2 separate regions of the Homo sapiens genome follow, and region 2 is linked to region 1. A link is a contact called in ENCODE Hi-C or POLR2A ChIA-PET data. All regions are on one chromosome and are shown on one strand. The core of a region is the stretch at or near the end of the contact, and the rest is flanking DNA. Distances in the headings are between cores, read along the strand shown.

The links. A loop is a pair of places that touch in the nucleus more often than their neighbours do. ChIA-PET counts read pairs that join two places held with the same protein, here RNA polymerase II (POLR2A). Pooled maps may share reads with other maps.
Region 2: a loop to region 1 is called in a map of CD14-positive monocyte, with 16 times the contacts of the local background. The contact joins two enhancer-like sites. A Hi-C loop is called at or near these places in 3 of 168 maps with a recorded cell type or tissue (CD14-positive monocyte, CD4-positive, alpha-beta memory T cell and mammary epithelial cell), 19 of 37 single-sample maps with no recorded cell type and 18 of 50 pooled maps. POLR2A ChIA-PET finds 5 or more read pairs at or near these places in 17 of 52 experiments (AG04450, B cell, CD4-positive, alpha-beta T cell and 12 more).

Annotation. Positions count from the first base shown.
Region 1 is chr1:11,900,244-11,903,140 of GRCh38, reverse strand. No RefSeq gene overlaps it. Among named protein-coding and RNA genes, the nearest start is that of RNU5E-1, 6.5 kb to the left of the region's middle. Within about 2 kb of position 1,525, at least 3 of the 41 ENCODE cell types and tissues checked have a DNase peak (open chromatin) inside an H3K27ac peak, as active enhancers do.
Region 2 is chr1:16,902,725-16,905,695 of GRCh38, reverse strand. No RefSeq gene overlaps it. Among named protein-coding and RNA genes, the nearest start is that of RNU1-2, 8.2 kb to the right of the region's middle. RefSeq lists a silencer at 88-382 and enhancers at 123-762, 919-968, 1,069-1,118, 763-1,402, 1,589-1,868. Within about 2 kb of position 1,446, at least 41 of the 41 ENCODE cell types and tissues checked have a DNase peak (open chromatin) inside an H3K27ac peak, as active enhancers do.

The DNA.
Region 1 (2,897 bases), core at 276-2,775:
CAAACATTTCTCCTGCCTCAGCCTCCTGAGTAGCTGGGATTATAGGTGCCCGCCACCACACGTGGCTAATTTTTGTATTTTTAGTAGAGGCGGGGTTTCACCATGTTGGCCAGACTGGTCTCGAGATCCTGACCTCAGGTGATCCACCTGCCTGGGCCTCCCAGAGTGCTGGGATTACAGGCATGAGCCACCACGCCTGGCACACACTTTTTTTTTTTTCTTTTGAGACGGAGTCTCGCTCTGTTCCCCAGGCTGTAGTGCATTGGCAAGATCTTGGCTTACTGCAACCTTCAACCCGCTGGGTTCAAGCAATTCTCCTGCCTCAGCCTCCTGAGTAGCTGGGATTACAGATGTGTGCCATCATGCCTGGGGAATTTTTGTATTTTTAGTAGAGACAGGGTTTCACCATGTTGGCCAGGCTGGTCTCAAACTCCTGACCGCAAGTGATCTGCCCGCCTCAGCCTCCCAAAGTGCTCGGTTTACAGGCATGAGCCACCATGCCTGGCCTGAAACTTCTACTTTTAAAAGTAGAGCTTCAAATCCAGCTCCATAGAGCATGGAATTGCGGAATCAGGGTACTTGAATAAAGTCTGAATCTCAGCCAAAGCCAGGGAGATTTGAAACCCAAGAGAAAATGCCAGGAAGCCCCGCTAGCTCTGATGAGGTCAGACGAGTGAAAGCTGTTCCTGCGGGTACCAAAGCTCAGAATGTTGGCAAAGCAGCATGGATTGTGGGAGGCTTGCCTTGGGTCCCATCTGTGGGTCACCAAAATGTCAACCTAAAATCATCAAAAGGGTTAGAATCTAATTTAAAGAGTGTTTATTCAAGCACAAAGTGTGAGGATGGACAATTCGGAAACACCAACTCCAAAGGAATGGTCAGCGTTCTAAAGTAGACAGAGACAGGGGAGTTTTTAGCAGGATTATAGCATTTTTCTTTTTCTTTTCTTTTCTTTTTTCTTTCTTTCTTTCTTTTTTTTTTTTTTTTTGAGACGGAGTCTCGCTCTGTCACCCAGGCTGGAGTACAGTGGTGTGATCTCGGCTCACTGCAACCTCCACCTCTCGGGTTCAAGTGATTCTCCTGCCTCAGCCTCCCAAGTAGCTGGGATTACAGGCACCCGCCACCACGCCCGGCTAATTTTTGAATTTTTAGTAGAGACGGGGTTTCACCATGTTGGTCAGGCTGGTCTCAAACTCCTGACCTCGTGATCCACCCACCTCGGCCTCCCAAAGTGCTGAGATTACAGGTGTGAAGCACTGCACCTGGCCATTCTTTTTTTTTTTTTTTTTTTGGCAGAGTCTCACTCTGTCACCCAGGTTGGAGTGCAGTGGTGTGATCTCGGCTCACTGCAACCTGCATCTCCTGAGTTCAAGAGATTCTCCTGCCTCAGCCTCTTGAGTAGCCACCACGCCCGGCTCATTTTTGTGTTTTTAGTAGAGATGGGGTTTCACCATGTTGGCCAGGCTGGTGTCGAATTCCTGACCTCAGGTGATCCTCCCGCCTCGGCCTTCCAGCACAGCTATAGGCGTGAGTCACTGTGCCCAGCCTCTTTTTTTTTTTTGAGATGGAGTTCGCTCTGTCACCCAGGCTGGAGTGCAGTGGTGTGATCATAGCTCACTGGAGCCTCAACTTCGCTGGCTCAGGTGATTCTCCCACCACAGCCTCCTGAGTAGCTGGGACTAGAGGCACTCATGCCACCATACTGGCTAATTTTTTGTATTTTTTGCAGAGACGGGGTTTTTCCATGTTGCCCAGGCTGGTCTTGAACCCCTGGGCTCAAGCCATCCGCTAGCCTCGGCCTCCTGAAGTGCTGGGATTACAGGTGTGAGCCACCATGCCGAGCCTTTAAAAAGTTACCGTAAATATATTTGACATTTTGAAATTCTGTGTGTCAAAAATAATCAAGCAAAAAGGTGAGCCTCCCACCAGAATCATACTTGCAATACACCAAAGGGTTAACAATTGTACTATATCAAAAAGCCTTACAAATTAATGAGATAAAGCTGGGTGCGGTGGCTCACGCTTGTAATCCCAGACCTTTGGGAGTCTGAAGAGGGCAGATGGCTTCAGCCCAGGAGTTCAAGACCAACCTGGGCAATGTGGTGAAACCCTGTATCTAAGAAAAAAAAAAAAAGAAAAATTAATGGGATCAATACTAAACTGCAATAGAAAATCATTGATAGTAGAGAGAAAAATTTTCCAGAAGAAATGTACATGTCTAATAAATATGTGAAAACCTGTTTGGTCTTACTAGTAATCAGAGGACTCCAAATACAAGCAACTCTGTATGTCACGTCCCATCTATTACATTAGCAAATACTTTTAAAATATAAAATTCAGAGGCAGCCATGTTACAGTGAAACAGGAACGCAGATGCCACAGGTAGAAATAGGAACTGGCCCAATCTTACTAAAATGTCACTTGATGATATGTATCAAGAGCCCTAAAAAAAGTGTTTTTTGAGACACAGTTTCTCTCTGTTGCCCAGGTGGGAGTGCAGTGGTGCGATCTTGGCTCACTGCAGCTTCTGCCTCCAAGGTTCAAGCAGTTCTCGTGCCTCCGTCTCCTGAGTAGCTGAGACTGCAGGTGTGTGCCACCATGCCTGGCTAATTTTTGTATTTTTAGTAGAGACAGGGTTTCACCATGTTGCTCAGACTGGTCTTGAACTCCTGGCCCCAAGTGATCCACCCACCTCAGCCTCCCAAAGTACTAGGATTACAGGTGTGAGCCACCGCGCCCAGCCTAACAAAAGTATTTTAACAGTTAATATATGTCAAGCCAATAATTTCACATGTGGGAATACATCCTAAGGAAACAGAAATGTACAAAAATGTGTGCAAAGAAACACACTTTTTTTTTTTTTTGAGACAGAGTCTCATTCTGTCGCTCAGGATGGA
Region 2 (2,971 bases), core at 197-2,696, 5.0 Mb before region 1:
GCATGGTGGGACTATGATGGCACCAAACTCGCGGGGCAGGCAAGAGGGCTTACAGAAGCAGAACAAAGGCAGCTAGTCAAACTGTGACAGGTCTCACGAGGCAAGAATAGCTGGTGACCTTGCAGCTGCACTGAAGGGAAATCAAGAACTTAACAAAACTTGAATAGTGAGAAATGGTAAAGGGAAAAGAGAAGGTAATAAAAGCATTTGCTGTTTCTTGCTCTTATCCTTCCTAGGGATAACAGACTGTTAAGAGAGTCTCCAGAACTCATTTCTCAGCGATGTGGTTTTTCAGAAACTATCTGTTCCTGACCTTGCAGCCAAGCAAGTACAGGAAAATACTTTTTCTTTTTAATTTCTACCTTATTACTACAAGTTACAAAACAGAGGTTTCCACGTTTGGAAAAATAAGAGACAACAACATAGCCATAGAATGCATAGCCCTCAGCCTTACAGTAAACCACTTTGATAACCATAACATGTGCTCTACATACCACACATGTGAACTTCCGCCCCGCCACAGCTCCATACGCCTCACCCTTTACACGCACGGTCACTTGCCCCGAGCACCACCCCAGCCAATCCCCAATCACCCTGAGCCCTCCTAGCCCTAACGCACAGCTAGGACGCTCACGTCCAGCCAGCGGTCCCGGACTTGCTCCTACAGCACGGGAAATCCTTCATGGCGAAGCAGCAGCCCCTGCGCTGCCTCATCTACATAGAAACGCCCTATCGGTGATGTCACCAACAGTGCCTTTCCCAGTCCCCTTCTGTTCTTCCGCCCCACCCTCCTCCACTCAGCCCACCAACCCGGTGCCGCAGCCGGCGGGGGAAGTGACGTCCGCCTGTCCCTCCTTTCTGTCTCGCCCTTGTCTTTTGGGGAGGTGCGCCGAGACCCTGCATCTAGTCTCCCCCGAAGAAGTGATTACTTAACCTGTGTCCTGCGGAGGACCCTTCTGGCGGGCAGCTGGAAGCCTGTGCACCCGTCTTCAAATAATGGCTTTTAATAGCAGACTGGAACGTTTCGGATTACAAAGCAAACCGGACCCTTTCAAACCTGGTTATCTTTGTGAAGTAGCATTCCACTTAAAATTGGGAGCCCTTTAATAACAGAGAGAAATCATGTCTATGAAACTAGAGAAGCTGCTCAGATAACTGCAAACCAGCCATCCTTACTGGTTTTACGAGTAGTAGTGTTATAAAGAAAGTTGTCCAGTTTTATGAGTCTTGTAGGTTTGTTTTTTTGTTTTTCAAATACAGTAGTGTACAAAAAGGAAGCAGAATGTGGTTGCTGTCTCAATGTAATGCCTCGCTGGGCCTGAGAATTTGAAAATAAAAAAGTTCTCTTCTTTCCCCATTCTCCCTTTAGATGAAAAGTCTTTCTTGGCCGGGCGCGGTGGCTGACGCTTGTAAGCCCAGCACTTTGGGAGGCTGAGGCGGGCCGATCACGAGGTCAGGAGATCGAGACCACGGTGAAACCCCGTCTCTACTAAAAATAAAAAAAAAAAATTAGCCTGGCGTGGTGGCGGGCGCCTGTAGTCTCAGCTACTCGCAGAGGCTGAGGCAGGAGAATGGCGTGAACCCGGGAGGCGGAGCTTGCAGTGAGCTGAGATCGCCCACTGCACTCCAGCCTGGGCGACAGAGCGAGACTCCGTTTAAAAAAAAAAAAAGTATTTCTTGAAAGCATTGTCGATCAAAAGCTGTGTCCCTCCTTGCCAGAATGGCTCATTCCCAGATAGTCCTGTCCCACACGGGGGTCAGGGGAGGGAAGGAGACCTCTCTTTTTAACAGCGTCCAAAAGCTGAACTGGTGTGGCATCACAACATGGAAAAAAAAAAAAAAAAAGAGAGAGAGAGAGAGAGAGAGATATCTCGGCCAATTCTATAGTTGCTGTCACTTGTTGAATCATCTCTAGTTTTCAGAGTACCATGAATTTAGTTTCTCAAAAGAAGTAAAACAATGAGAAATACATAACATTAATAATTTGAGTAGTAGAAATATAATGCATACAAGAATGATCATCACAAAGAGAATCTGTATCCTGGAACAGTAAGGGAACCAGGGAACTGGGATTTGATGTTTCAGCCAACTGAAAACATCAGGGAAAACATCAAACCCCATTTCTTCTTTAGTGATTTCTTGCAGCCAAGTGGCTTCTTTTCTGATTTTTTCTAGAGAAGGTTCTACTACATGGGAAATGTATATGTATATGCAACAAAAGGTATTTGCCACCACACATCTCCCTGCTCAGCTAAATGTATCACCTAAAGTGATGTGATTATCTAGTACAACCTTAGCCAGTGACTAAATACCTTTTTATAGAGCTGCAAAAGAGGCCGCAGTTTCATCAGCAATGTTTTTCTTTCTTTTTCTTTTTCTTTCAGAGACAGTGTCTGGCTCTGTGGCTCAGGCTGGAGTGCAGTGGCGCCATCATAGCTCACTGCAGCCTCAAACTCTTTGGCTTAAGTGATTCTCCTGTCTCAGCCCCTGAGTCACTGGGATTACAGGCCAGAGCCACCATGCCTGGTTTTCATCAGCAATGTTTCCTGAGGTTACAAAAAGATTTGTAATCCTGGGAGGAAACACTCCCTTGAAGCAAGTGTTCTCCCCAAAAAAATGCAAGGAGCTATCTTCTTGATAGCCAGGCAGATAATTCTCAGGTTTTGCCCCACAGAATCTCTATCTAAAATAGAGCAGTGGTCATGCCTAGTGAAAAGTTTGAGGGAACTCGCCCAATGTTGGGTTTCTTCAGAGCCATATATATAGATATAACCAAATATCCTAAAAGACACTGCCCTTCATCATTCCATGCCGTTAGACATTTACAGGACCATGGATGGTGATCTCCTCCAGACAAAAATAAATGCTGGTGCAGAACAGGTAAGTGTATTATAATTTGAGTACATCAGCTTTTGGGCATTTTAAACCATGGGTCAGACATGTTAGAGCAAGAGGGCAGGTTGATAGCAAG